Regions from separate parts of the Mus musculus genome. Here region 1 is linked to region 2. Evidence: chromatin loops called from intact Hi-C (ENCODE). Cell type or tissue: left cerebral cortex. All regions are shown on one strand. Each heading gives the region's core, and the rest is flanking DNA. Links, peaks and the distances in the headings are about the cores only. Region 1 has its middle 19 kb from the start of Bhlhe23. Region 2 holds the start of Rbbp8nl (RBBP8 N-terminal like).

The links. Hi-C counts contacts between places; a loop is a spot of excess contacts. Peaks named below come from ENCODE experiments on the same cell type or tissue, not always from the same donor. Only the 100,000 strongest peaks of a DNase experiment are listed, where the experiment ranks them.
Region 1: a loop joins it to region 2, with 2.4 times the contacts of the local background. A loop is called at or near these places in 2 of 42 quality-filtered maps.

Annotation. Positions count from the first base shown.
Region 1 is chr2:180,750,186-180,765,620 of GRCm38, reverse strand. No RefSeq gene overlaps it. Among named protein-coding and RNA genes, the nearest start is that of Bhlhe23, 19 kb to the left of the region's middle. In left cerebral cortex, for the core only: no CTCF peak of the experiment used is centred there; DNase peaks (open chromatin) are centred at 6,558 and 7,076.
Region 2 is chr2:180,278,277-180,293,711 of GRCm38, reverse strand. Rbbp8nl (RBBP8 N-terminal like) reads left to right here and starts at 3,833. Exons shown (of 13, transcript NM_173031.3): 1 at 3,833-3,935; 2 at 8,791-8,925; 3 at 10,363-10,405; 4 at 11,146-11,241; 5 at 11,507-11,619; 6 at 11,984-12,056; 7 at 12,196-12,338; 8 at 12,443-12,525; 9 at 12,726-12,889; 10 at 13,899-14,610; 11 at 14,990-15,116. The coding sequence starts at 8,865. Gm29943 (a long non-coding RNA gene) reads right to left here and starts at 3,017. Exons shown (of 3, transcript XR_867153.1): 1 at 2,925-3,017. In left cerebral cortex, for the core only: no CTCF peak of the experiment used is centred there; no DNase peak of the experiment used is centred there.

The DNA of each region.
Region 1 (15,435 bases), core at 3,178-11,177, 470 kb before region 2:
GGAGATGTCTTTAATAAAGAAAACGAGTCATCAGGGTGGAGTCGCTGTCCAGGTGATGGAACACCTCACTCTCGCTAGAGGGTTATCCAGGGCCACTTCCGGCACGAGGGGGTACAGGCACACACAGGGATTCAAAATCCCCCAGTGGTAATGGTTACGCATCCAGCCAATGGATGCTAGGGATGAAGCTGTGATTAAATTTCCTCCATAACGACCCTAAGTAAATCTTTGCAATTTTCATTTTGCTGAGAATTAATATAGATCGGTGCCCTTGCTGCCGACTCCCACTTTAATCCAAAATCGCTCATTAAGAAGAGACCAGCAGACGTCGGTGGGCAAGACCTGTGACTGAGCCTGGAATGGGAATACCCGGCCAGGCAGGCTCCAGATGGACAGAAGCAGCTGCCCTCGTTACGTGCTGGGCGCTGATCTGAAATGCTGACCTGCTTCTCTGCACATTACACATATTAAATGAGAACTCACATGGCAGGGCCCCCAGAGAAAACGCTCTGCTCTCTCTTCCTCTGAAAGATGATAGGCAACCCTGCTCCCTGTGCTGCTGGGAACGGGGCTGGAGGTTTGCAGTCCAATCACAAAATGAAGTGGGGGCTCTCATTCTAAAATCATTAAGGATTTTAGGGTGGTGACAGCAGAGTCTTGAGCCATGCTCAGGTCCCTTTACAGCCACCAGGACCTGGACAATGCTTAGGTCACACAGTCACAAGCCACCTATGCCTGGTGAAGCCCTTGTATCCCAAACTGGCTTACATTCAGCTTACTATCTTCTTCCTTCTTCTCAAGTAGCCAGGACCCAAAAGCCATAGCCATGTGTGGTGCTTGCCCACACACACACACACACACACACACACACACACACACACATTTGCCCTTGTATACACATGCATACACAAATGTTCATCTATCTCCACATGCAGTCCACACAAGTCTACACAGGTACATACCTACACTTGCACGTACGAATGCATGCTCACCCACACATTTACACACGTGTGCTCACACATGCACATGCACAAACAAATGCCTTACACATGGTTCTCTGGACACTAATACCACTTGGGAAGTGGTAGCAAACATGTCTACTGCTGTTACCCTTGTTCTTCTCAGAAGGATGAACCCATCTAGTCTTGGGGTGGAGAGCTAACACAGACTGACAATAGGTAGCTCTGCCCTCTGCACTGTCAGACCCCAGCATGAGGCCCAAGCAGCACAGGTGACTGGATGCCAGTAAGTTCCGTTCAGTCAACCACTAAAGGAAATGACGTGACCACTCACTGAGAGGGCACTATGCAGCAAGCCATTAATATCAGCCACCCACCTTGTCTTTCTGGTGCTGACAGTTCTAGGACCTGAGTGAACACATACGCAGAAGTATTGTTTGCAGCATGTATGGTCTCCATTTTGGATTGTTTTCATTGTTTGAGGCAGGGTCCCACTTTGTAACCTTGGCTGGCTTGGAACTCACTAGGTAGGCTAGTATTGTATTTGCAGAGATCCACCTCTGCTTCCTGGGTGCTAGGACTAAAGGCCTATGTCACAATGCTAGCTTGTTTTCCACTTTGAAGGAAGGGGCAGTACCCCAGACATAAAAATCTCTGGAAGGACATGTGAACGGGCCACCATGGGCCTCTAGGGAAGGTGCTCTAGAATAGTTAATAGGACAAGGGAGAGGCCCTCTTCCCCACATGCCTCTAATCTCTAAATTTTCCTCTACCATTGTAGATACTGTTATGGGCTAAGTGATGATCCCCAAAATGTGCATATATGGTCCTGGTATGATATGACCTTAGCCACCATGAGCAATAACTTTGTTGATGTTCGCTAAGTGACTCTGGTAGGGTGTTTTACATAAATTCCCAGAAAACTATAGGTGAAAAATAAAAAATTTATCAAAGTGGTACATGCAGCTCTCCCAGCCAGTAATGAAGCTGAGGCTGTGTGAGACTGAAGTGGGTTTAAGAGAAACCAGCACATTCCAGTGAATAAACCCTATTGCTTTGCCTCATATTCATACTCCTCTTGTCCAAACATGGGACCCACTGGCCCTACTGCCACCCAGGAAGAGGGACATTCAGTGAGTCCCCAGCAGGCCCATACACACATCCCTGCACAACCCTGGACCAGCTTCCCTCTCTTGGTTTCACTGCACTTTAGACTAGTCTTCATACATGGGACTGCATCATCCAGAAAAGACTACCACCCTGCTTCCGGAATCTGTGACTATAACCTGTCTGATGAAATGCTATAAAGCTGCAGATCTGGAGAGGAGGCAGTATCCCCTACTACCCTGTTCCATGCATCCTTGTGAGAGCCACAGCAGGAGTTCAGGGACAGAACCACTTGGGAACAATGACTTACAGATAGAGCAGAGAGAAAGAGAGAAAGAGACAGGCAGGAGGATTGACAACCACTGCCAGCAGCAGCAGAAGAGCACTGAGGGATGATCTGCCCCCAGTGACTCAGGTTTCTGCCTCTGAGGGTAAGAGAATCAATTTTGTTCCCAGCCAATCAGTATGCGATACTTAGTTGCAGTGTGTGATACTTAGTTGTGGAGCTCCAGGGCCTCCACCAGCAGCCTCAGGAAGATCCTTCTGTTCTGTGTAGAATTAGTCATTCAGCTATGCCTCAGGCTCACACTGGGTACCAGTTTAAATTTCCTCCTTTGGGCACATTAAGTCTTTCCTCTGACTTTATTCTGCTAGAGGAATTGGAGGCTTACAGCTGGCCAGCTGTGTGTCCCTAACCTTATCCCTACATGTGAGGGCAAAAGGTCACACAGCTTACATTGCACACATTACATTACAGAGACTACCTGATCCAGGAACTGACCACAGAGACACTTGCCAGCCCAGCAGTCTCTCTGCTTTCTGCTCAGGAGCTAACTATGGAGATATCTTAAGGCCATGTGGGCTCAGTGCTATGGTTGCGCATGGCACATGCTCTGGAAATACAAGCATCCATGAGACAAGAATCATATAGTCATATCTTGTTACTCTCACCTCACAGGGGAAGAGGCAAGAGGATTCGTCTCAGATCTCTCAGTTACTGCCTCCAGGGACAAGAACATGAACCAAGATCTCCCTAACCCAACCTCACCCACAGAAGACAAATGGCCTTCCTAGTCCAGTCAGGATTGTGGTGGCACCTTGGAGGGTTTCTAGAAAGAGATTCCTTGCAAACTTCCCTGTGCCCTGGTTTCCCTAGGCACTCACTTTGAGACATCCTGGCCTCACAGCATGGAAGGTTACCAGAGGTTGCACGCACATAGGGAGCCACCCTAAGAAAGTAGCCAGGCTTTCTATACAGATTGAATGCCAGTAGTCAGGAGGGTGGTCTCAACCCTCAATAGCCAGAGGATACAGTGCTTGCCTGCTCCAATGGAAAGGAGAGAACAGAGGAAAGGAAGGGAAAGAGGGGAGAGAAGAGAGGAGAGAAGGAAGCATACAGGAATAAATAGTATAGGAAAGAGGTGAAAGGAAAGGGAGTAGCACCTTCCCACCAGCTCTCCTTCCCACCTGCTCTCCTTCCCACCTGCTCTCCTTCCCACCTGCACCCTTCCCACCTGCTCTCCTTCCCACCTGCACCCTTACCACCTGTTCTCCTTACCACCTGCACCCTTACCACCTGTTCTCCTTACCACCTGTTCTCCTTTCCATCTGCTAGCCTTCCCCTTACCACTTGCATCCTTCCTACCTGGACCTTTCCCACCTGCTCCTCTTCCCACCTGGACCTTTCCCACCTGCTCCCCTTCTCACCTGTTCCTCGTCCCACCTGCTCCCTTCCCACTTGCTCCCCTTCCCACCTGCTCCCTTTCCACCTGCTCCCCTTTTCACCTGCACCTTTCTCACCTGTTCCCCTTTTCACCTGCACCTTTCTCACCTGTTCCCCTTTTCACCTGCATCTTTCCCATCTGCTCCCCTTCTCACCTGCTCCACTTTCCACTTGCACCCTTCCCAACTGCACCTTTCTCACCTGTTACCCTTCCTACTGCATCCTTCCCACCTGGACCCTTCCCACTCGCTCCCTTTCTCACCTGCTCCCATTCTCACATGTTCCTCTTCTTGCCTGCTCCCTTCCCACCTGCTCCCCTTCCCACTGCATGCTTCCCATCTTCTCCCCTTCTAGCATCCCTTGTCTCCGATTATCTCCCCACATGCATCCTTGAGACCTGCCCTGCAGATTCTCCATCAATCATGATGCCCTTAGCAGATCTGCAGCCCTAAATCCTTGTTTCCAACCAGCCTGATTGGCCAGCTTCCTGCTTATTTGCAATTTTTCAGGCTCAGAAGTATTTTCAAGGTAGACAAAGCCCATCAAAAAGCTGGATGTAGGTTGGATGTTCACCTCTCACATAGATTCTGTATGGTCACCAGAGGTACACCGTGAAGGGAACTTTGGAGACATGGGCAGCACTACCTTTCTGGGAAAGAATGAACAAGAGGGCTTTGACAGGGCTGGTCCAAGTGATACTGAGATTGATGAGTTATTCTTTTAATATTTATATATGTTTATGTATATGAGTGATCTGTCTTCACACACACCCAGAAGAGGGAATCAGGTCCCATTACAGATGTCTGTGAGCCACCATGTGATTGCTGGGAATTGAACTCAGGACCTCTGGAAGAGAAGCCAGTACTCTTAACCACTGAGCCATCTCTCCAGCCCTGTGTCTTTGAGAACCTGTAATCTGGCCTGGTGGTGAGTCCCCTGCAGGGCAAACAGTAACTAGTTCATCTGTATGCCTCATCTGACTGTCTTATCTGCACATTTTCACCAGTAGCATTAACTGTCAACTTGATACAGCCTAGAGTCACCTCATGAAAGGAGTCTATTTGAATAATTGTATTTATTAGGGTCATCAATGGCCATGTCTGGGAGGGATTGTCTTAATTATGAATTGATGCATAAGGCCTCAGCCCACTGTGGGAAGTACCATCCCTAGGCAGATATTTCTGGTCTATATAAGAAAGCTAACAAACAGTCTGGAGAGATGGCTCAGTATTTAAGAGCCTTTGCCTGTCATCCAGAGGACCCGGGTTTTGTTTTCTAGTACCCACATGGTGGCTATAACTCCAGTTTCAGGGACTCTGATATGCTCTTCAGGACCCTGCAGGCACAGGAACACATGTGGCATTGCATACAAGGCCAAACACTTATACACATAAATCTAAAGATAAAGAAGAAAGCTAGACACTATAACCCTGAGGCGAGTAGGCCTGAGAGCAAAGCAGAAACGATTTCTGTACCAGGTTCCTGCTTGAGTTCCCACCTGACTTCCCTCAGTAATGGATTGTAAACTGGAAACTTAAGCCAAATAAAACCTTTCCTCCCAAGTTGCTTCTGGTCAGAGCTGTATCACGGCAACCGAAAGGAAACTAAGGACCCTCAGCTAAGCCTGTTTCCCAATCAGGGTCTGCCTTACATGTCACTTCACTTGTGCTTACACACCTCACCTGAGTGACTGCTCCCTCCCTTTAAGTCCAGGAATCTATCAGCCTTCACGCTCAGAAGTCAGGGAAGGATATATTCATTCACATCAAAATGAGCCAAGTGGAGGAGATCTTACGGTTCAGGGCACGTGCAGGCTGAGCAACCAGATTGAGCCTGCCCTGTTAGCCAGGCTCTGGAATTCACACTGGATCCTTGTTTGGTCACCAGACTCCTCCAGAGCTAAATGTGTCCACTGAGTCTGTGCAGTGACCAAGAAGGAAGCAAAACTAGCCACCTTTTCCCAGGCAGGGACAGCAGAGCCAGAGATTCGGAGGCAGAGTCCATTTCCTGTCCAGTCTATGCAATAACCAAAAGGCAGAAGATTCTGTCCTCATCTTGAGGGTCTGTCAGAGCCGAGTGAAATAACAGGCTGCCCATAGAAAGCACACAAATGGTCACTAGCATCGTAATGGCACGGTGCTAATGATTGCAAACAAAACTATACTGTTTGTTAGGATAGAAACATCATAGGATGTTTCCATGTCAATAATACTGTGTGTCCTGATCCATCAGTGCTGGGGACCTCCATGTAGCCACATGTATACAGTCGTTTAAAAGTCAATTCCCTGGACACTAAACCATAGCTGGGTCAGGTGCTCCACTGATCTCCACAGACACTCTCCGCTCTTTGTCCTGGTGTGGGCTGTCCCTGACTCTTTCTGGGAACCTCAGCTACCCTAGCCCCTCCCAGGGCCTTCTCTCTTCCCCCTCCCTCATTGTCTGGATAGACATCTGACTTCGACCAGGCCCTGGACCCATGTTCACCTCTTCCTAGAAGAAAACTGTAATCTCCATTGGATCCTTCCTGTTCTCTGATGGTTCCTAGATGCCAGAGATAGTTTTCCAAGAGGTGAGTATCTCCACCTAACAGAGCTGGGAGACAAAGCTGGGAGAGGCTTGGTTGTGTTCCACAGACCAGTCTATGTCCCCTTCATAAGCCCATCTCAGCCTCACCAGCCACAGCCTAGCTCATACATATTGATGATGCTCTCTCGGTGTGGAGGCGGCTCCTGGCCTCATGGTCCTACTGCTGCAGCGCGCCCTGCTCCAAGATCGATCGGGCTTTGTTGAGTGTCAGGCCACGCTGCGGCGACAGATGGATGCCCACTTCAAACCTCCATGCACAGAGACTGCACAAAGGAGCCAGGGATGTTTTTAATATCACACACTCGCCTCGGGCAAGTTTTCAATCTCCGTCTAGCAGGGGATCGGGCTTTTTATCAGGCAAACGCCTTAAGCACTTTGTCAACTTGGACATCTGGCCACTCGGTTAAAAAAATGTTCCTTTGCTAAAATATTTAGTGGTGTAGCAGGGACCTAGCTGGAAACTCCTACTGCCATAGAGACATTCACACCAAGAAAAAAAAAGTATTCCCTAGCAACTGGGGTCCCCAGACTGCATAGGATCCACTATGATAGCTAAGCCCTGGACTGGTAGGAACCTGTTCTTATCTGTCTATCAAGATCTGTTGCATCTTAGAGCAGGATGGATGGTCTTCTGTGACTTCCTTCTAATTCAGCATATAGCCAAAGATCTTGGAAGAATCTGTGAGCTTGGGAATCACAGCTAGAAAGAGGCTGAGACAAATGCTGGGCACACACAGCCTCATCCCTCAGTGTGCTTAGCCAGTCACCAGCTCCCACAGGAACAGCTAACTCAGATGCACACCAGCTAATGCCCTTCAGGGACAAGCCACAGTGGACTACGCAGCCATGGAAAGCTGATAGCACCGGCTTACTAGAGCAGAGAACAGCCCTGAGATGTGCTGGGAGGAGAAGCCAGACACAAAGGCTAATAATGTTCTTAGCTGTTTGTTTCTATGAAGTTCAGAGAATGGGTGAGCCCACAGGGGCCAAGAATGGCCACCAAAGGCCACCAGGGACTGCCAGGGTGGTAAAGAGGAGATGGGAGTGATTGGTATTGAGTAGTGGATATTTTGGGAAAGGTGAAAAAAAATCTAGTAACGGGGTGCCAGTTGCACGATTATAATTCATTCAGTGCAGCTGAAATGAGGCTTAACCACACACTTTATCATGTAAAACACACACATACACACATGCCACACATGCCCCACACACATACCACACACACACAGACCACACACCACACCAACATACACACACAGACTACACACACAACACACAGATCACACACATATACCACATACACACAGACGACACCAAACACACATACAGACTACACACACATACCACACACACACACTACACATACACACCACACACATACAGACCACACACCACACACACACACATGCCACACATACAAATAAAAAGACAAAAACAGGGCTGGTGAGATGGCTCAGTGGGTAAGAGCACCCGACTGCTCTTCCGAAGATCTGGAGTTCAAATCCCAGCAACCACATGGTAGCTCACAACCATCCGTAATGAGATCTGACACCCTCTTCTGGAGTGTCTGAAGTCAGCTACAGTGTACTTACATATAATAAATAAATCTTAAAAAAAAAAACTATCTGGACATGGTGGCACATGTGTTTATTTTCTTTAATTATATATTTTCACTTTATGTGCATTGGTATTTTGCCTACATGTATGTTCGTGTGAGGGTGTCAGATCCCCTGGAACTGGAGTTACAGACAGTTGCAAGCTGCCATGTGGGTGCTGGGAATTGAACTTGGGTCTTTTGGTTAAGAATAGCCAGTGCTCAGCCAGGCGTGGTGGCACACACCTTTAATCCCAGCACTTGGGAGGCAGAAGCAGGCAGATTTCTGAGTTTGAGGCCAGCCTGGTCTACAGAGTGAGTTCCAGGACAGCCAGGGCTACACAGAGAAACCCTGTTTCAAAAAACCAAAAACCAAAAACCAAAACAAAACAAAAAAATACCTCTTCCTTCTCTTCCCTTCCTAATTATTTTAAAGGATTTCATTTTATGTATATGCATGTTTGCCTACATGTGTGTATTACAATTATATTATAGTCTCAGAACAATTCAAAAACATTTCATCTTCTTAAGCAATTTCAAGACAGAAATGATAAGATATTGACTGTAGCAGCTGCAACTTACCAGAGAGGGCAAAGGTCACTGCACTGACCCATGTCCCACAGAGGGCATACCCTGGCCAAACCCTAGTAGAATCAAGAGGTTCCCTAGGCAACGGAACAGGGTGTGAGAGGGGCTGAGTCAGCACAATACCACATGTGAGGGAAGAGGAAGACATTTCAGCAGCCTCGGGAAGCTGGAAGAGGTGAGGGAGCCAGGCCAGAGTGGAGGTCAGAGGAGGGACAGTGAGGAATGGATTGAAGTCTGGGTTTTGCCCAGTAGTGCACTGCTATAGAGGAAAAGGGGAAACTGAGGCAGCTGGCATCACCAGAAACACAGCCTGTAAGCATGTCCCAGGAGGCAGCCCTGCCAACAGATGCCTGCTGCAAATTCACATACCCTTTTGTCTGCTTACTAACTCGCTTACACCTGCCTGCCTCAACCTACCCACTTCCTGAAGAGCATTTGCCTGTCAAAGACCAATTTCTGATGGGCCAGCTAAGGCTCAGAGGAAGAGGAAATGGGATCCTGGCCAAGTTGCAGCTTCTAATATGCAAACAAAGACTGAGGTCCAAGTTTGAGTCCAAAGCTCCAACAGGACTACAGCAAGCCACCTCCAAGGGCAGCGAGAGGGTCAGTATCTCTGCAGCTCCAGAATAGTCCCAGAGAAAGAGAAGACTGGGTCAGCATGAGCCCATCCTGAGAAACCAGCTCAGGGTCACAAGGAGGCCAGGGGGTGGCAGCTTCAGGGCTGATCCCTTGTTGCTCGGAGCTGACAGGCGGGAAGGTGCCAGCTCTCACAAGCTCTCCTTGGTCACCTTTAGAGGCTACCACTGGGCTTCACAGTGTGTCACGAGGCCTGATCACATCACAAGCTATTCATTGAGAATGGGTCTGAGCCACCAGTCTCTGTTCTGGCTTTAAGTGTAGGCAGCCACCATTCGTCGCTGCATAGGAATTCCTGTCTCCCTAAGCTGGGCATGGTACAGGCTCAGCACCTCGGACAGCACCAGGCGCCGCTGGGAGCCATGCTGGTCACTCACTGCTCTCAGCTGCCAAAGGGACAAACGCAGGCAGGGTCAAACAACCTGGGCTGGCATCTGGACCCTGAAACTGCAGCCCTTAGCTTCCTTGGACCCAACAACTCCTGAGCTGGTTTCTCGGGACTGGCTTACACTGATCTAGGCTTCTCTCTCTGGGTCCTCTCTGGAGCTCCAGGGTTACTGATCCTCCCACTCCCCTCTGAGGTGGCTTGCTGTAGTCCTGCTGGGAGTCTGGACTCAAACTTGGACCTCAGCCCTTGTTTGCATCTCAGAAGCTGCAGACTCGGCCAGGGGCCCACCTCCTCTGAGCCTTATTCTCCCCATTAGGAATTGGGTTCTGAACAGACAGTGTCCATCCTGCTGCAGGAGCTGGTCCTGCTCAGTGCAACTTCTTCAAAAGGAACATTTGTTCTTCTTTCAAGGAGATGGGGCTGCTCCCTCCCTGCTCCTCAAATGAGCTTTCATGTCCCAGCAAAAGCTCAGTAACATGAAACACTCCTGCCTAGAGCCTGCCAATTATGTCCTGTCCTGAGACACAGCGGTGCCCTCTCCTGTGGCTGCCGTGTTTGGAAACAGTGATGTACTATCCATGATGTTCCTTCCATTTGAGAGAGTCCTGAGCCTGTCACCCCCACTTTGATGGCTCTTTGTGTCACCTGCCTACATCTGGTCCCTGGGGACCCCAGTGGGTCTGGGCCCACAGCCTCTCCCCCATAGCATTGGGACCAGAGCCACTGGTCCAATTCTGCTGTTGCCTTGCCTTTAGATGTTCAGCAACATGAATATTCTTATTTTTTATTTAAAACTAATTTGGAGTCCTCACTCTCCAAGGGGCTTCTAATCACCAAAAAGTGCCTACGGCAAAAACTGATTGACAGGCCAACGTGGGCACTTCTGAGGAACAAATTGGCCATTGGCAGCGCCACCTACAAAGAGAGATGCTAAGTGCTTGTTATTTATGAGCTATTAGGAAAATGCTTTCCACAGCTGCTTCCCACATGGGCAAAACACCTGTCAGACATCAGCAAACCATGAAAAGGCATTCAACCCATAGTTACTTTGTTTAGAAAGTCATTAAAATTAAATGTCAGCTAAAACTTAGGAAAACATTTATTCTTCAAACCCCTTTGAATTCTGCCCGCAAGCAAACATTCGCCGACCCTGCCTTTGTGAGATGAAGACGCAAGGATTTGTGAATAGCAAGACAAGGCTATGAGAGGAATCCAGAGCCTCCTGGGGTAAGAACTAGTGGACCACACATGTGGTACGGACATGGAAGTATAGCCATTGCCTCCTGGAGCCACTACTGTGGGCAGGACCACAGATACAATGATTATGGACATACTCAGAGTACTGTCCCTGCCACAGAGGAAGAATCCAATGGTCAGCTCTAGAAAACATCTAATCCCCCAGGGTTGGGCAAAGGCTGTCCCCAGTGGTCCTGTCCTCACAACATGACCAGGCCAGTTCTCCATCCACCGGGAGGCAGCTGCAGCTCCTCTATCTCTGTAAGAGTGCAAGAAGCTGTCAATTAAGATCAATTCCAAAGATTCCTCATGACAGACAGGCCCAGGGTAAGGTCGGGTGGATGAGCAGAGGAGCTAATTAAGGAGGGAGAGGGTCCCCTTTGCTGGAAGATTGATGCAAGTGTCCATCTGTCTCCCAAGAACAAATGGGCTAAGAGACTGGCCCAAGGAGCTCGCTGCCTGCAATCTACTCAGTATGGACAGAACATTGGATTTGAGGGCCGAGAGCCTTCATTAGAGCAAAGCTCAATGGACATGAGTGGGGTCGGGGGATGCTACATCCCTGACTGCTGCTGGTCAGAGGGACAGAACCCCAAAGACAACCAAGACTTTGCTTGTTCTTGGCTGCCTTGGCTGAAGGGTCAGTTGCTGTCCACTAAAGACAGACAGATGAAGGAACTGCAAGATAAGAATTAGAGTTAAGACCAAACAGAGTATCAGGCTGGAGAGTGTGGACTCTGAAGGGGTGGATGAGATGGACAGTCAACTCTGATCCAAACCCAATAGCCAAAGCATGTTATGTGTTTGTCATTTAGAAGTGAATCCTGGTGATAGCTCCTTTAGCCAATTAAACATGATAAGGGGGAAATGCTGGAAGCCCCATAGAATACCAGGCAGAAGGAAGCTAATGGTTTGCAAAAGAGATCACAGCCCTCTCAGAATCCCATAGAGGTGGTCCCTTCTCCAGAGCCATCACCAAGCTCTGTCCTGACAGAGTACAAAAACAATACATCCCACCTGACCCAGACAACCGGAGACACAAGAGTTTTGGGGGTTTATCCCTAAGTTCCCACATTGGCTCGGCTGGAATGACTGAGATTAGTTCAGGAAGAGGGAGTCAGACCTGTGCTAGGTCATCTGAGTGATAACGGCAGCCTAGGCTCTAGTCTCAAAGACTTGGAAGGTTGGCTTGCTGGTTACAAAAACCCTGACTGACGTCAGGTCCAGAGACCGAGAGTGCTACCTGTTGGGAGTGCCCAAAAGGAAGGTTTTAATTCTCTTTATGGAATAGGCACATGGCTCTTAGATCAGGTGAACAGAAGACTGGAAAATCCTAGGGTTCCCCTTCTGTGTACAGCCAGAACTGGGGTGTAGGCGGGTCTGTATGACCAGTGCTGCTAGCTCTACAGTTGACACAAGGTTCCCTGTGACCCTATGCAGGGCCGGATTCAGTCTTGTTGTTCTCCATGAGCCCAGGGAAATGTTAGGATATGTTTCCATCCTGCACCTGGCCCAAAGAAGGTGGGAACATGGGAGCCACTCATGGGTTTGGAGGATGGTAATGAATGTTAAATGAATTAAACAGTTTTATTGGACAGGTTATAATTTATGTCAAATATCTTGCATGCTTAGTGGTGTCTCTACCAGCATGACCTTGACACAGCCTCTCTCAGCTGAAGCCTTTTTCCTGAAGTAGTTATGAGATCTGGCTGCCTACTCTGCTAAGATGGAGCACAGCTTTAAGATAAGGTAAACTATGAGTGTTGGCTAAATTCCTTCCAAGCTACAACTGTGAGAAAGCTAAGCCACAGAGCACAGGAGCTCTGGATGTTAGCCACTGGACCGAACTGGAGGCTCAAGCAATGCTGAGCTCTCTGGCCACCAGGGTCCCCTGGAAATGCTCACCCCTGTAGAGCAGTCTCCTGTCCTTCTTCCTCAGCTTGTCACTGTCACAGCTCAGACACCCTCTTTCCAGCACCTTACCTAATCCTGCATTCTCCTTACTTTTTGTAGCCTGTGATCTTGCATCTGAACCCAGCACTGGGTCTGGTACCAGGATGCTGGTCCTGGCCCTTCCTTTCCTGTGAGCTCCCCCTCCCAATCTATAGTGGCAGTGACTACTTAAGAAACAACGCCCCCCCACCCCCAACTAAAAGGCTGAGTATGATGGCGCAAGCCTTTACTCCCAGCATCCAGAAGGCAGAGAGAGGCAGGTCACGGAGTTCAAGGCCAGTCTGGTCTACATAGTGAGTTCTAGGACAACCAAGACTATATAGAAAGACCTCTCAAAGAACAAAAACAAAAACAAGAAAGAAAAAAAAACCCACCAAATTCCTTGGGCTAGAGAGTCTCCTCAATGGCTAAGGGCACTTGCTGTCTTCCAGAGAAGAAGGGTTCAGTTCTCAATTCCACACGGGCTGCTCACAGCCATCTGCAACTCTAGTCCCAGATGATCTGCAACCCTCTCTGGCCTCCATGGGGATTGTGTGCATGTGCTTCACAAACTCACTCACATACATTAAAAATAAGTAAACATCACATCACACACACACATACACCACACACACACCACACACCACACACACACACCACACACACACACACACACACACACACCACACACACACCACACACACACCACACACACATACACACACACCACACACACATACACCACACACACACACACACACACACACACATACACACACACTACACACCACATCACACACACCACACACACACACACACACACACACACCACACACACACACACACACACACACACACACACACACACACACACACACATATATTTAAATCAGCCAGGCAGTAGTGGTGCATGCCTTTAATCCCAGCACTCAGGAGGCAAAGGCAGACAGAGCTCTACAGAGGTCCAGGACAGTGAAACCCTGTCTCAAAAAAGTGTTTTAACCATTTTAAAAACTATGTTGAAAACATAATTTTGAGGGCTGGAGAGATGGCTCAGCAGGTAAGAGCACCCGACTGCTCTTCCGAAGGTCCTGAGTTCAAATCCCAGCAACCACATGGTGGCTCACAACCATCCGTAACGAGATCTGACTCCCTCTTCTGGTGTGTCTGAAGATAGCTACAGTGTACTTACATATATAATAAATAAATAAATCTTTAAAAAAAAAAAGAAAACATAATTTTGAATGTTTTATGTTTTTAACATAATTTTTAACATAACAAGTTTTGTAGCAGCTTAACACACATGCATTTCCATTCTAAATTATGTTTTAAAATTATGTTTAAAAAAAGAAAAAACACCAACAACCATATACTTGTGTTCTCTCAGTCAGAAGCTCAGGCCTGAGCCAGCTTTTCCAGGTGGTCTCTGGAAGAGGTCATAAGAGTCTCCTCACAGCTGGATCCCAACGCTGAGAATCCCAGAAACATGCAGGACAGGGAAGCTGCAGAAGCCATGGTCTATCTTCTGAAACCACAAGGGGAGTAAAAAGTCCAGCCATATATTCACAGTGTCCTACACAAACTCTCCTATTCATACTCTTCTAAGATCACACTCTCCTATGTTCTTTATCCCACGCACACTCTCCTATGCTCACTCTCCCATGCACACTCTCTTATGTTCACTCTCCCATGCACTCTCTCCCATGCACACTCTCCCATACACACTCTCCCATGCACTCTCTCCCATGCACTCTCTCCTATGCACACTCTCCTATGCACACTCTCCCATGCACACTCTTTTATAATACTCTCCCATGCACACTCCCCTATGCTCACTCCCCTATGCACACTCTCCTATGCACACTCTCCCATGCACACTCTTTTATAATACTCTCTCATGCACACTCCCCTATGCTCACTCCCCTATGCACACTCTCCTATGCACACTCTCCCATGCACATTCTCCCATGCACACTCTCCCATGCACACTCTCTCATGCACACTCTCCCATGCACACTCTCTCATGCACACTCTCCCATGCACACTCTCCCATGCACACTCTCTCATGCACACTTTCCCATGCACACTCTCCCATGCACACTCTCTCATGCACACTTTCCCATGCACACTCTCCCATGCACACTCTCTCATGCACACTCTCCCATGCACACTCTCCCATGCACACTCTCCCATGCACACTCTCCCATGCACACTCTCTCATGCACACTTTCCCATGCACACTCTCCCATGCACACTCTTCCATGCACACTCTCCCATGCACACTCTCCTATGCACATTCTCCCATGCACACTCTCCCATGCACACTCTCTCATGCACACTCTCCCATGCACACTCTCTCATGCACACTCTCCCATGCACACTCTCCCATGCACACTCTCTCATGCACACTTTCCCATGCACACTCTCCCATGCACACTCTTCCATGCACACTCTCCCATGCACACTCTCCTATGCACACTCTCCCATGCACACTCTCTCATGCACACTCTCCCATGCACACTCTCCCATGCTCACTCTCCTATGCTCACTCTCCTATGCTCACTCTCCCATGCACACTCTCCCATGCACTCTCTCCCATGCTCACTCTCTTATGCACACTCTTTTATAATACTCTCCCATGCACACTCTCTCATGCACACTCTCCCATGCACACTCTCCCATGCTC
Region 2 (15,435 bases), core at 3,982-11,981:
GTGTACACCTGTAGTAAGGAGTTCTTAAGATCACTTGATTTCAGGAGTTTAAAACCAACTTAGACCACATAGCAGGGCTCCTTCTCAACAAAAAAGGAAAAGGGTCAGGGGGGTGGGGGGGAGGAAGGAAAGAGAAGGAAGGGGGCAGGGAGAAAACAAAAGAAGGGAGGGAGGAAGGGAGGCAAGGGGGGAGACCAATTTAGGCCTGGTGCACACCTGTAATCCCAGTGGAAAAGTTCAGGACTAGCCTGAGCTACACCCAGTCTCAAATTTAAAAAATAAAAAAATATTTCTTTTGAGACATGGTCTTCTGTAGCCCAGGCTGGCCTCAAACTCATGGAGGCTTGCACCACTACACTTGGTTTTCTGTACTGCTGGGCATTAAGCCAGGGCTTCATGGATGTACAAGCACTCTACAACTGAGCTTCGTACGCCCAGCTCCTCCGTTTGTTTTTTTTAAGAGCTGGGAATGTAGCTTTAGTGGTGGACCAGTGTAGGGAAACCCTGCTGCCAAGGTGGAAGTTTGACATTACGGACAGCCCTGAGCTCGGACTCCCTTTGTCCTCCGGGCTTCCACTTCTCTGGAGGATCCGGGACACCACCTGAGGAATGTGGTGCAGTCCTCCACCTGGGATTCCTGAAATGCCTCCCCATGCTAATGAGGCAACTCAGTGCCTTAGTCTTCACTCAATGACCTTTGACCACACCCTCACCCCCTTTCCCAAAACTATATAACCCTTGTCTCACCCCAAATAAAGTGTATGGGTACATGCCCACCCCAATAAAGAAATACGCACAAGCTAAGGTCGTCTCAGAGAGCCGTTTCATTGAAAATCTCAGAGAAGGCCTTTGCCTGAAAGATCCCAGGAAAAGGCCTTCTCCCCTCCCCACCCTCTACCCCCACCTACTACCCCCTACCCCCCCACCACACCACCCCCTACTCCCACCCCCTACTTCCCACCCTCTACCCCTACCACCCCTATCCCCCATCCCACACACACACACACCCCTCCATCTGACCCACCACCTCACTCCCAGCCAGACCAGGATCCTGCCTGGCCCAGACTCCACTTCATCCTTCCAGCCCAGTGTGCTGCATTTGGACATGCTGAGAGGAAGAAAACAGAGGATGCAGAACCACAGACCAGCATGTATAAGGCCCTGGGTTCTACCCCCAACACAATTAAAAAAAAAAAAAAAAAAAGAAAAGAAAAAGAAAATTCAGCCATTAAAGTCCAGTTGTATTAAACTAAGCCAATAGTGTTTAATTACAGGATGAATATGCCCAGATGAGTCCACCCACAACCACAACCAAGAACCTGACAGTCCCATCACCCAAGAAGCCAGTTCCTGGGCTGCTTGTCTGAGGAAATCCTGTTCTCTACCACCTAGTCTGCGCCATCTCACGTGGAGCAGAGGCATGGACATCAGAACCCAGCCTCTGGATCAGCGAGGAGTTTTCCATTTCAGAGCTTGGCTCCGTTGTTTATTCCCTGGCCAGCCCAGTTGCAATTGGTTATAAATAAATACAGCTGCCAGGACATCAGTCTGGCTGCTGGGCTGCAGAGCCAGTGTGTGTGAACTGACCTCTGAGAAAGCAGTCTCTGTTAAGTTACTGACAGGTTAACACTGGTTAACACCACTTCCCTGTTTATCCATCAAGCCCCAAGCAGGGTCTCACAGCTGAGTGCCTACTGAGGTAGACCCTGGCAAAAGCTTTAGCTGCAACCTCACCTCAGGGTTCCTTCTGAGCTGCCTACAAAGCATACTGTGCAGACAAGTCCCTGGCCCGGAGAGATTGTGACCCAAGTCACAGAAGAGCTAGGATTCAACTGGCTGGGGCAGGACCTGGGGACCAAGGAAACGGGACAGAATTGCAGGGTCCAAACTTCAGCTCTGGTCGAGAGATAAGCCTACACTGCTGGCATGAAGCATGTGGCTTTTCCTCCCCACAGAGAATTCACCAGACCTGTGTACACACACCAGGGCATGTACACACATCCCCAGGCATGCGCACACACAGTCCCAAGGCATGCATACACAGCCTCTAGACATGCACATTCAACCTCTAGGCATGCACGCACAGCCCCCAGGAATGTATGTACAGTCCCCTAGACAGATACACAAAGCCTCTAGCCTGTAGACCCTGCCACACACATCAGAAAAAGTCCATACACATAGCACAACATAGCACCTATCGAACAGTCACGAGCTGAGGAACTACAGCCAGCTGCTTTCAAATGCCAAGACTTGTGCACCAGACCTGGCTGAGCCAGGGGCTGCTGCACAATGTCTTAGGCTAGGGCCGACAGAAGACAAAGGTATACCTCTCGTGGTCTTGGATGAAGAAAGTCCAAAAGCAGATCTGATGACAACCTTCTGTCTGTGTCACCTGGCAAAGTGGGGCAGAGCTCTCTGCTCTCTGTAAGAGCACTGGTGCTATTCATGGGGCTCTGTCCTTTATGTCCCGATTGCCACCCAAGTCCCCAAGTACTACAGCCTCGGTGTTAAGAAGTCAACATATTGGGGGAGGGGGGGGTGCACTTCAGACATTAGCCAAAAACAGGCAAAGCCTCTGTCTACTTGCACACAAGTCCCCTTTCTCTCAGGCTGAGCCCACAGGGAACATGCCCTCTCCCTCCTGTGGAGCCCATGCAACGAACAGATACACACGTGCTGAGCAGGCAGACACCTCTCACAAAGGTCCAGACAGAAGGTAAAGAATATGCAATGTGTCTCTAGTGCTCTATAGCCTAAAATCTTCCTCTTCCTGGAGCCTAGACAGTCATCCTTACCTAAGACCATCCATTCTCACCCTAAGCTCAGGGCCAGCTGCCAGCAGCAGGAAGTCTTCTATCCTTCAAGACCCAAGACTTCCTCCTCTCCTAGTCAACGTGGTTGCTCTACAGACCCTCATTACCTACCTTCTGTGGCTCCGTGTGTGAGCGAGGGAGCCTGCTTGCTTCTGGGCAGAGTCAGGCAAGCTGGAGTAAGAGATGTTGAAAGGCACGTGAGCGAGAGAGAGAAGGGGGCAGGGCATCCATAGCCTCAGAGGACTCTGTTTCCTGCAGGAGTGCAGCCACAATGTCACTGTCCAAGCCAGCCCCTGCCCTATGTGTCACGCCATGGTTCTACTCATCAGGGTCATCCTGAAATCCAGAGATGCCCATCCACTGTGATACCCACAACCTGAGGCTTAGCCCCTAACCACCTCTACCAATGAGCAGAAGCCAGCTGTCTGTCTCAGGAAGGCCACAATGGGTACTGCAGAGCCCCAGACCCAGTGATGTCTCTAAATAGTAGTCTCCAGAGGCTCACACCCTGGGTGTTTTGTTTTGTTTTGTTTTGTTTTGTTTTGTTTTGTTTTGTTTTGTTTGTTTAATCCACAAAGTCAGGACTATTGAACTCTATCTATCCAATGTCATTCTGGCCGCAGACTAAAAATATAAAGGTTAGACAGGAAAACTTCACCTGCTCAAGGTCAACCCAAGGCAAGCTGGATGTAGATAGCATAAGGGTCCTCTAAACATCTGACTCCCGAGTGGCAAGGCCAACAGCATCTCCCCTTCCTTCATAAAGGCCCACACAGCCTGCCTGTGCTCTGGGCTGGCCAGTACTCCTGTCCAGAGTCACACAGGATGCTGCGGAGATGGTCAAGCTGAGGCACCCAGGCGGCTCGGATTAGGGAGAAACAATTCAGCTCTATGCACATGGCCAGCCGGTTCTTCCACTCTCCCAGAGATGGCCAGACCAGTCTGGCGGCTTTAGTCAGTCCCTGCCTCCTTGCAGCTCCCGGCTGGGAGAATCGGAAACCTGTCAGGCGGGTTTGGTCAAAATTCTGTCTTGCAAGTTCATACTGCTCGCTCCTATCTCTCCCGGGTGGGGATCACTGAGGACCGAGGCCCCTGGAGGTCCAAGGCTGGCCAAGTGGCCATGTGAGTACACGATTACAGCAGACAGGGCCCTTCCAGGAGCCGGGTGGACTGGAGTCGTTGGGGTGCTCACCAAGGGGGCTAGAGACCCAGCTCAGGCTTCATAGCAGGAGGCCGGAGACAGGAAGCAGAAAGCCTGGGAGGCGGGAGGCAGGGACAGGCAGGCTGGCCTGCCTTCACTGTGTGTGGTATGGAGGACTACCTGATGCCTGGTCCTGGGGACCAAGCAAGGAGGAGGAAGACTCAAGGATTTCCTGGGCAGCAATTTGGGTGCAGCAAAAGCAAAGCCAGGTATGACACTGTGGCCCCCATCTCTGCAAGGGGTTCCAGGACCTAGAAATAGGCTGGTGGCCAGCACTGTGTCTTGGATCACTCACTGTCCCCTTCCTTGTGGGTCCAGAGACTTTGCAGCCACGGAAAAGAAAGGAGCACAAAGCCAGGTCCAGCCACCCATAGCTCAGAGCATGCCTGGGGACATTGTCAGGCCCTAAGATTGAGGCAGTGGCTCTAAGTACTTCAGCAGGCATTGGGAGACAGTAAGATCAATCACTAGCCTATTCCGTCCCCCGCCCCCAGGCCTGGAAGGCGGGAGTCAGGTTGCAGGGCCCTCTGTTACCTGACCTGTTACCTAAGCTGCCTTATTTTTTTACTTGTGCCCTGGTAGGCAGTGTGCGCACAAGCATGGGGCGTGCAAATGTTCGTGCCCACCTGCCTGTGTGTACACAGCCATCCTTAACCCCGTGCAAGGGGTGTGCGTGGCGGGGGGATGGGCTGAACTTGTGCAAAGGCGTTTACTTTGGGCATGGACTCAGATGTGGGTTTCTCAAACTGAAAGCGTTGTTCTGTCTGTGGTGGCTGCCTGTCTATCGGGGCCTATGTATCAGAGAGATCCAAAGCCACCAAGAAAGCGTCTCTCGATAAAGCCCACCACCCGACTGACCAAAGCGGTTGCTAGGAGGTCTTTTTGTGTCTAGGCCATATCTCGTGTGAGCTGGTGATTGTAGATATATAACATTTCTGATCTCAAGTCTCTATCAAATAGGAGCTTCTATGGGTGACCATGATGAGATGTGGGAACACATGGGTTAGAAGCACTGTGTTCCCTGCCCAGCCCTCTCTGGAGCACACATGGAAGCTCCCGCTACATACCAGGCTCCTTCTGCCTCCCCAGTCACCACTACCAGATTTATGAATGGGAAAACCAAGGCACAACCAGACAAGTAGCTTGTCTGAAACCACTGTGGGATGCTTTGTCCGTCACAGCAGCATCCCACACAGAGAATGAGATGAGATGGACCAGCTAGACTCTGGTTGGTTCAAATCCAGCTTCTGCCTTCTTGCCTCTGGTCTGCCCCATGCCTGCAGGCTGATTCCATAGCATGAGATGCTCAGTACATCCTCCAAGGTCAAATGGGCTCCAACCACGTTCTGGTGGTGTTGCTTGGCCCTGCCAAGGTAGGCCAAGTAACAGCTTGGCTTCCTTGGCTAAACGCTGGGACGATGTTAGCTTGCCTGAGCCAGAAAATCCCTAGTGAAATATAGGTACAGAGGTACAATGTGCAACAGCAACTGCTGCTGTTACCACCGCTGTGGTCAATGCTGACTTTTGTGGCTACGTAGGCCACATCTGGTCTAGATGAATAGACCAGACCATCAGACCATCCTTAAAGACACAAAACCAGGTCTGCTGAGAGTCCTCGTCCCTTGAGGGCCTGATAAAAGACAGGGGGCTAGGCATTAAGGACAATCAGACAGGGTGGCTGTCATTGGCCTCCTCTGACTTAGCACTCCTGAGAGGGAATGAAGTCAGCTGCCATTACCCACCAGTGACATGGCCAGTCAACAGGAGGAGTCCAGGGCTCCAGCTGCCCCAGAGAACAACACCCAGATATGGCCACTGACCTAACACTTGGGCTTTGCCACTGGGCCAAATGACACTAGTCTTACTGGGAGCCACAGATGGGACCATGAGTCTTTATCTATAAGGAATGGATGGCACCTTCCCTGGGAATGGTCACCAAGACCCATGGACTAGTAAGCACTTTGTGACCACTGTTGATGACAGGCCTCTTCTCTAAACTCGGGAATGGATCTGACTTCCCAAAAAAGGTCTTTTTGTTTGTGAGATTCCGGTTGGTCATAATGAGGGAGGGCACTGTTAGCTGCCAGGGGTCTATACGTGAGGGAGATAAGAGGTTCAGGGTTCCCTCTGTCACACACAGAGTTTGTGCCACCTGCCTTCTGCCTGGACCATTTAATACTAGTGAGAGTCAGTCTCACAGAAAACTCAGTATAGGACAGGGTGCGTCATTACCCCCAGATGAGGAAACATGGGCTCAGGGGGTAAAGCAACTGACCCAAGACTAAGAAGGACAAGAAGCCTATTCAAAGCCCAGGCCAGCACTCGGGGCTGAGGTAGGAGCTCTCCTCGGGGACCTCAGCCTGCTGACCTGCTGACTGACTGGAAAATCCCTGCCTCTTCTCAGAGGCCACTCAAGGGGAGCTGTGGGGGGCAGGTGAAGGGTCTGAGGTTCAGGTGGGCTCTCTTGGAGGCAGGTGAGACTGAGGAGCAGGTGGGGACCCTGAGAATCAGGTGGGAGCTCTACAGAACAGATAGGGGCCCCATTGAACAGGTGTGGGGGGATCTGAGGTTCAGGTAGGGCTCCTGAGAGGAAAGTAAGGGCCCTTGCAGTACTGGAGGCCTCACGAAGCACATGGGTGGCCTAGGAGGTAGATGGGGACCCCGAGTTGCAAATAGGGGCCCTTGAGATGTGTAAGGATCCTTGGAGCAAGTGAGGGACTGGGAGGGGCAGGAACGGGAGGGAACCTGAGGTTCAAGTAGGCTTCCTGGGAAGCAGGTAGAGCTTACTGTGTGTCTTCCCTGTGAGGACTGTGACAGAAGGCTTCTGCTGTCCCTCAGGCTTCCTTGCTGCGCTCTCTCTCCTAGGCTCTGACAGGGGAGGCGCTCAACTCAGGGGCATGCTCTATTTGGTTCCCGGGAACTGCACTGAGTTGGTCTGAGGAGCACTCCACCTGTCCACACAGAAGCCATACCTCACATCCAGCCTCCTTCCTCTCGGCAGCTTTGACTCCTCACAGACAAAGGGAGGCAACAGTAGGCCTGAAGGTCTGTGTAGGTGGCAGCTGCTCCCAACTTTGTACTTGCCTCCTCAACTGCCCAAGGAGCAGCAACAAATGGAGCAGAGGCCGATCCAGCAGCCTTGTCCCTCAGCCCCTCCTTCCTGAGAATGCGGTGCCTCACAGACCTTCCAGCCTGGATGTCGAGAGTGAGGGGTCCCCTTGCCCTCTTGAGGACCCTGAGGTCTCAGCTCACTCCCATCACCTCACAGGTCCAAACCCTCACACTCTCCTGGGTATCACCCTTCTGGATTTAAGGTGGCACCAAGACTTACTCTTGTAGGCTTGGTCCCCTTCATAGCTCCTTACACCTGGATGCAAAATACAGCCTTGGCTTCTAAAAGGACCCACACTCACCTGCAGAGTTCCCTTCATTCCCAAGCTGCTGGTCACCATCTCTAGCCTAGACTCACAGAGCCTCCATTTCCTTTCGCTGCCTAAACCCCCAACACTCCAGACTGGTGGGAGCTAGACCCAGGCATGGTAGGGTCTACTTCATCTGAGTCATATGTATCTGCTGTCGGTTTACAGCACTGTTACCCAATATGCAACAGGACAATCTTGCTTGGTCTTGTCGTGGCCATGGGTCCCTGGGTAGGATGCATGCACCATCTACATCTGAGGGAACTAAGCCAGTGAACAGCAGAAAATGCAAGATTGCCCTCGGGACCTTGAGAGTCACAGCCAAGCCGTGTGCTTAAAGATGGGCCGCAATGCACAATGAAGGCAGCATATGGACCCAGATCCCAAATAGGTATCTCCCAAGCCTACAGGCACCTCAGGATCCCTTGCAAGAGTTGCTTCAGTCCATAGAGCAGGTGCTAGGAGCCTGGGAAGAGCCACCCGTTGGGCAAGTCTGGGTGGAATTACAGGTGTCTCGGCTCAGCCCCTTCCTAGCCCTGTTTGTCCCAGCCAGCTGGTTTCACCCTCTGGGCCTTTAGCAAGGTAGAGCCTACACAGCTGAGCATACAGGCCCAATGGAAAACATCCCAGGCTCACACCGGGTGAATGAGCAAGGTCTGAATTCAAATCTACTTCCCCCGACCCCCAGTGAAAAAGATGGAGATGGAATCTCTTTGAACCTTAGATCTCCCACTAGGAGAGAAATCCCTTGAGATGTTTTGAGAATTAGATGGTTCTGTTGAAAGTGATAACTGTATTGAAATCAAGAGAGAAAAAGGCAACTAGAGTCCCGTAAGCTAAGACTGGGGCCCTCAGCCTTGGGGTGGTTAGTCTCCCAATTCTTCATTCCCACATTGCTCACCCACCAAACACAGAGCCACCAACTGTCACCTCTACCACTGTAGCCAGCTATGGGGCAATTGAACGCCAGGTGAGTCTGTAAAACCAGTCTGGGAGCTCATCTCCTTCCTGGTTTCTCTCCTCGTTCCATAGGTGTAGCTGTCTTTGCTCAGTGAGTTCCTGTGGCCACGGGAGCCACTGTGTGAAGTGGAATTCATTATACTTCAGGATCCCCAACTGTCTCTTTTCCCCACCCCTAGCCCAGCCTCCAGAAGCCAAGGCTTATACCCAATTCTCTGACCCCATGCATATTCTAGTATTAATCATTTCATCCCCAGCCTTTATCCGTTCACTCTCTGCCTCTCCCCCCAACAGCCCCTCACAGGGAGCAGATGTGCCCCACGTGTGTAAAGTTTACATACCTTCCAGACTATAGCCCCTACCTAAACCAACCCTCTTCCCACTCCCCTCTCTGCAGGCTGGACACAGAAGGGCAGTAGAGGTCCCAGGCCTCCTCACAGCCAGTGCAGTGTGGCCATCGTACAAGGAGTCATGGATAGCTTCATGGAGTCGCTGAACAGGCTGAAGGAAGCCCATGAGAAAGAGGTCCTGGGTGAGTGAACATTGTGCTCATAGGAAAGTGGTCTTGGGGGTCTTAGCCTGTCAGGGAACTTCCAAGTATCCTCTCTAAAGCACAGGGAGTCTGTCTGGAGAACAGAACCTTGACTGGAGAACACAAGCTGCAAAGCATTCGGATGCCCAGCCTAGACCCCCTTACCCAGAATATCTTTAGACCATGCCCTATGGTGTGGATCAGGAGAGGGGCATGTTGAGGGGTCACTAGCAACACCTCATGACCACAAGCTACATCCAGCCCCCAAGCATGTCCCTGCTGTGTCCTGTCAGAAGGCTGGCAGGTCTAGCCTAATAGCTCATAACCCAGAGGGAGAGGTCGCTCACTCTAGAGGGTCCTAAGGCCATATAAAGTGTCTTTGATCCTGAACAGAGACCTCCTCCTTCCCTCCAGCCCCTGATAAGTTCCTCACTGGTCAGAGTTCCCTTGACCCACTTCACTGCGATTACAGTTCAGACCTTGGTGGCCTTTGGAAAGGGCCACATGAAGGTCAAAGAAGCAAGACACTCCCCCAAGCCTCAGAGAAGAAGTCTTCCTCAGAATCCCTGGACCTACCCTGGTTGGGGTCAGCCTCACTGGCTCCCAAAGAACTGTGTCAATGAGAGAAGGGTCTCGTGGGACTTGCTCTGAAAGCCTATAGATCACACAGCTAGTGTTATGGGGAATGTTCCAGAAGCAACAGAAAAAAAAAAATGCCTACTGGGTGCACTTGGGGATTCAAGCTAGGGTTAATAGGATTTGAGCTTGGGAGACTTGGAGTCAGCACTGACCAAGAGGAGACTAGGCCACTCCCTAACAGAGGAGTGGACCTTTTTTGGCAATTGGTTTGGGCTGGCAGGCAACCCTCATTATACCTAATGGACTTGGCTGGGTACACAGGAACTCAGGGAAGGGCAGAGGCTTCTGAACCCCAGGGGCTAAGAACTTGCAGCTGCTGAGAGAGTAGATGGCTAGCCCCACCCCCAAGAGATTATGTTGATTTGAAGACTAAAGAGAACCTAACAAGTAGGAAAAGACAGGTACCAGATCTACCCAACCCATCCTATGCACCCAATAGACAGGTCCAGGAGAAGTTAAGGGTGTATGTAGCTTCCCTTCCCTACCCCTCAAAAAGTAGCCCCTCTTGGATACTCTGCCCCTCCAGATGGCCAGCCACTTTTAGAACCAACCTCTAATCAGATGCTAAGCTAGAGTCCCAGGCCACAGCTCAGGAAACCAGGACATCTGGGCAGAGGTGTAGATGGGGTGTCCTCTCCACACCTTTCCCAGGGTCTGCTTCCAAGAGTCAGGCGGATATCAGGGGTCTGGAGATGCTAACCAGGGCAAGAGTTTCCATGGCCCGCCTCAGCCCTACCCCGGCTGTGAGGGGGCAGCTGGGCGGGGCCTGACTTGCACTTTCTCTGTCCTCTCTGCCAGGTCTGCAGAACAAGCTTCTAGAACTGAACTCAGAACGGTGCCGGTGAGTGAGCCCAGCCCAGCCAGAGGAGCAGATGGGAGGGCAGCTATCCCCACAAGCCATAGTCACCAACACTGCCCATGAGGTCCCAGGATGGCAGCTCACCCAGTGTCCCAAATGAAGAAGGGAAACTGAGGTTTAGCATGGCAGGGAGGGGGCAGCGAGTCCCTTGGCCAAGGTGACATACTACTCAAGTGACAGACCATTGAGACATCAGTCTCAAGCGGTCTGACATGGCCCTCCACTTGGGAACCAAGGGAGACTAAAGCAGCAGTGACAGCATTTGTGAGGTCCAACACGTGGCCTCAATTGCTGTGGTTGGCCTGTATGTCACTCTCCTGTGTCTAGACCATCTCTGACTAGACCAGTGGTTCTCAACCTTCCAAATGCTGCAACCCTTTAATAGAATTCCTCATTTTGAGGTGACCCCCAACCATAAAGTTATTTTTGTTGCTACTTCATATAACTGTAATTTTGTTACTGTTATGGATTGTAATGTAAATACCTGTGTTTTCCAATGGTCTTAGGAGACCCGTGTGAAAAGGTTATTCAACACCCCAAAGGGGTCATAACCCACAGGTTAAGAGTAGCTGAACTAGACCAAAGTTCATACATGCCATAGCTAAGGTAACACAAAGAAAAGCCTAGACAGGTCCCCACAGGGAGCTGCCCAGGAGGAGCACCAAACCCAGGCCACGCTGGGCACCACGACCAGCAACCCACCTCAGCCGTTTGCCACACAGAGATGCACAGAGAGTAGAGGAGCTCTTTGCCAAGAATCACCAGCTCCGGGAGCAGCAGAAGGCACTGAAGGAGAACCTGCGAGTGCTGGAGAACAGGTGAGGGAGCTCTCCCAGCGTCAACCGAGCGCCTTCAGCACAGACCAAACCAGAGTCTCCACTGCAGGACTGTGCAGAACCTTAAGAGAACCAACCTCCTTTGCAAGATCCCTTTCCAAACACAATTACAGTGGGCTGCTGAGCCCTCAGCAGGAGGCAGGCCTGGGACTCCATGGAACACAGTTGGGAAAGGCAGGACACATCCTAGCAATGGGGCCTGAAGGATCCAGAGTGTCTGCCTCAGCATGGCTTCTCTTGTCCCTAGGCTGCGGGCTGGCTTGTGCGATCGATGCATGGTCACCCAGGAGCTGGCCAGGAAGAAGCAGCTGGAACTGGAAAATGCACACCTGCAGAGCCTGCAGCATCTCTGCATCCTCAGTGAGCCACACCCACAGTCCAAGAACCCCAGGGCCAGCCCAGCCCACATAGAGCCACTGGGAAAGAAAGAGATGTGATACACTCTGGTTCCCAGTCACATGGGAGGAGGCCCCTGTTAGCCTGTGTCTCTTCTCCTAGGCTGGGGTATCCCCACTAACCTGACCTTCCTGGGGGGGAGCTCTAGGCACAAGCTGGGGTACAGGTTTCATCCATTCTGCAAACCTCAGACTGGGGCTTACTTAACACTATCCCTCCTGCAATGTGCCAGGCTAGAGCAAGACAAGGAGGGCTTTCCTGAGACCTCGGGAATCCCTGTCCCCCCCCCCTGCTCCACTACCACTCTCACTGCCAATACTCTTTGCAGCCAATGAGATGAATGGGCTGAGAGAGGAAAACAAGATCCTGAAGGAAGAAGTGAAGCGGCTTCGGAGTCTGGGGTGAGTGGGGAGGCACAGGCCCAGACACCTGCTCAGCAGGCCTGCGTCTTCCTAGAACCCTGCCCCACAGAGTGGCCTGGCTGCCCCAGGCAGGCGCTATTGCATCTGCATCGCCATCATTGGTCCTGTTCCTCTCCAGAGACAAGACTGCACCACAGGCCTGGGAGGGCACCTCAGAGCCCCCGTCACCCTTGCCGCTCCCCTCCCCCAGTAGCTGGAAGGGTACCACTGAGAACCCCCCAGGAGCCCCGGAGGAGGCTGAGGAAGAGCAATCGGGCACAGGTATGCAGGGTTGGGGTAGGAGGAGACGGGGGGGGGGGGTGGATGGAGACCCAGGGGGGATCCCACAGCATCCCCCTAGCTCCCTGTCACTCCTCCTCCCATAGATAAAATATCAAGCCACAAGACATCCCCAGTGTCCAGAGTCTCCCCAGCTGCCAACCTGCCAGAGCCACGGGCTCTAGACATGGTAAGGATGTAACTCCTGACCTCCCTCACACTGCGTGCCTTCCAGGCAAGCGGGCTGGCAATATCATCCCACTGTGTGAGAGGTACTCACTACCAGCTTCACATCCCCAGGCCACACAGGAATAGTGAGCTTCCCATGAAGTAGGGGAAGGCAGGCCTGGGTGAGGTGCCCCGCCATGCTGACCTACCCATCCTGTACAGACCCCACAGTGCATCTCCAACCAGCTGCATTCAACGGTAGCCGTGGTGCGGCCTGGCTCCAGGGCCTGCCCACCAGACAGCGGTTCTGCCGATGGGACACCCCCGCCATCCACGAGAAGCACCCCACCCAGCCCAACGTACGAACATGGTCTCCCTGTGGACAGGTGAGGTGTCACCCCCACCACTGGGAACAACTCTTTGCTGGTACCCCATAGTAGAGGAGCAGTCAGCAGCCTGGGAAGTGCTACTCAGCATCCCTCCAGGTACCCCACCTCTTCCTGGATTGACTTTTCTAGACATCTGGGTTGGTCCACAGCTCCTGAGTGACTAGGCCACAAGGGAGTCAGGACACTGGTATGCATACACCTTGGCTAGGACTTCAGAAGCCCTATGTAAAGCCCGAGTCTCACTGCCTAGCAGAGCCAGTGGGGCTGTGAGGGATGGACAGGAGGACCAGACACTCCAGGGAGCTAGTGCCTCCTCCACAGGATCTTCTAGTTCACTTTCTGTTGCTGTGGTAAACAAAACCTCTGACCAAAAGCAACTTAAGGGAGGAAAGGGTTTGTTCAGCTAACAGGTCAAAGTTCATCCTGGAAGGAAGTCAGGGCAGAAATTCAAGCAGGAAGGTAAAGACAGGCCTGCTTGTTACTCTGTGCAGCCTTACCTCTAGGGGGGACTTGCTCACAGCCAAGGAAATACAGCAGGAACAATGGAGGAGGATGCTAGCTACCTAGCTCCCTTATGCAGGCTAAGAGCATCTACCTACCCACCAAGGGCTGGGCTCTCCTACTTCAATTAATAATCAAGACAATCTCCCGTGCATCGGCCAATCACATCTGGGCAGTCCCTCAACTGACACTGTCTTCTGAGGGAGCAGTTAGGCTGTATCAAATGACATTTAAAGCTAACTAAGACACAGGAGAAGGCCTAGGATCCAGTGTCCCCACCTTGGGTCCTCTTTGGCAAAACTTTCTATACACAGTGGCATCCAGAGCCGGGGCCTGAGAGCTTTCCCTCTCCCATAGCCATGTGATGTCAGGTGGCTTGCCTGACCTTCCCGGGCCTCAGCTTTCTGCTCCATGAAGTGGCATACCTTTGTCTTCCCTCTGGGAGCTCACTCAGCCAGTCCCTGCTAGCCAAGGATCACTAACATCACTCTTCTCTTCCTCCTAGCTTCTTACGGGCCTCCAGGCCATCAGCCATAGCCTATGAGACCCTGAAACACTCCCTTCAGACCGATCGCCTCTGCCTCCTGAACCGACAATTGTCTCTGCGCCTGCAGAGCCCCCACAGTAGCCCCCTGGCTTCTGCTGTGGCTCCCCATAGCCCCCTGCCCCGAGGCCTGAAGGCTAGAGAGGCAGAGGCATGGGAGGAGCCTGGTGCCTTGGTGGGCATGCAGGACCCACGGCTGGAAGGGGCATTACACCTGCTTCTGGTCCAGCAGCACCTGCGGGCACGGGCACGGGCAAGCACTGCCAGGTTGCAGGTCCCATCTGCACCAGAAGAGATGCCATCTTCCCCACCAGCGGGCTCGGATTCTGAGGGCTCTGACAGTGAGGCCCCCAAGCCAGCTCTGAGTACAGAGGCCCAGCCTGATGGGTGGCACCCTCAAACTACAGGCCAAGGTAGCTCCCAGAGGAAGGAGACACATGTAGCCACTCAGGACTGCCCCCCAGACAAGCCTCTGGACCTCTCTGACCGAGGACGGTGTCGGGACATCTCCAAGTCAACTGGCCAACCTTTGCCACTCAGCCCTAAAATTGTCTACACTCCCAGCCCCCAGCTGCCCACCTTGTCCAGACCCCTGGTTCCCAGCTCCCATACTCTCAGTAATGTCAGCACAGAGACCAGAGCTCAGGAGTCTGAAGAATACTCTACTCCCAAGGTAAGGATCCCAGCTCTGTCCTCAGCCTCTATGCAGCTCCACTGCAGGGTAGGTAGTATTGCACCTCCTTGGGCTGCCTTCTTCTCTCTGCCCCACCAGCTAATACCAAAGAGTAGCCTGTCTTGTTCACACTCGAATGGAAAGGACTGAACACCTACGATAGTCTGAAGATTGAGCTATACACAGAGAGAGAAGAGAGACAGACGACAGACAGACACAGAGAAACAAAAGAGAGACAGAGAAAGACAGAGACAAAGAGAGACAGAGACAGACAGACAAAATAGAGAAAGAGAGACAGAGAAAGACAGACAAAATAGAGAAAGAGAGACAGACACAGAGACAGACAGACAGACTCAAACCATTAATTTGCCTCTCCCAGGATACCTCACACCCTCTCCCAGGAGTCTGTATGGGCCTGACCTCTCCTGGAAGGACTGCAGAGGAGGCTGGAGGAAGGCCACAGCCAGGACCTCACCTGCAGAGGCCTGACACTGGTGGGACCACAGGTAATGTTAGCACTCAGAGCACTTCCAGTCAGAAGTGATGTGCAGTGGGAAGGGATGTGAATGGCAGCCTGCAGGCCTCCAGCAGGGTCTCCCCCACTGTGGATAGAGGCTGTGAGGTCCAGAAGACGTTGTTCTAAGGGAAGGCTCCAACTCACAGGGCTGAAAAAGCCAAGCAGGGAGCTACCTAGCAAGTGAACCTAGGTTCAGAACTCCGGCAAGATCCCCGGGGGCAGCCCCTCTATGTCCTCATCTGAAGAGTCATTATTCTTTCTTGTCCTGGGACTGCATGCCCAAGACTGCCAGTCTGGCTGACCTCATT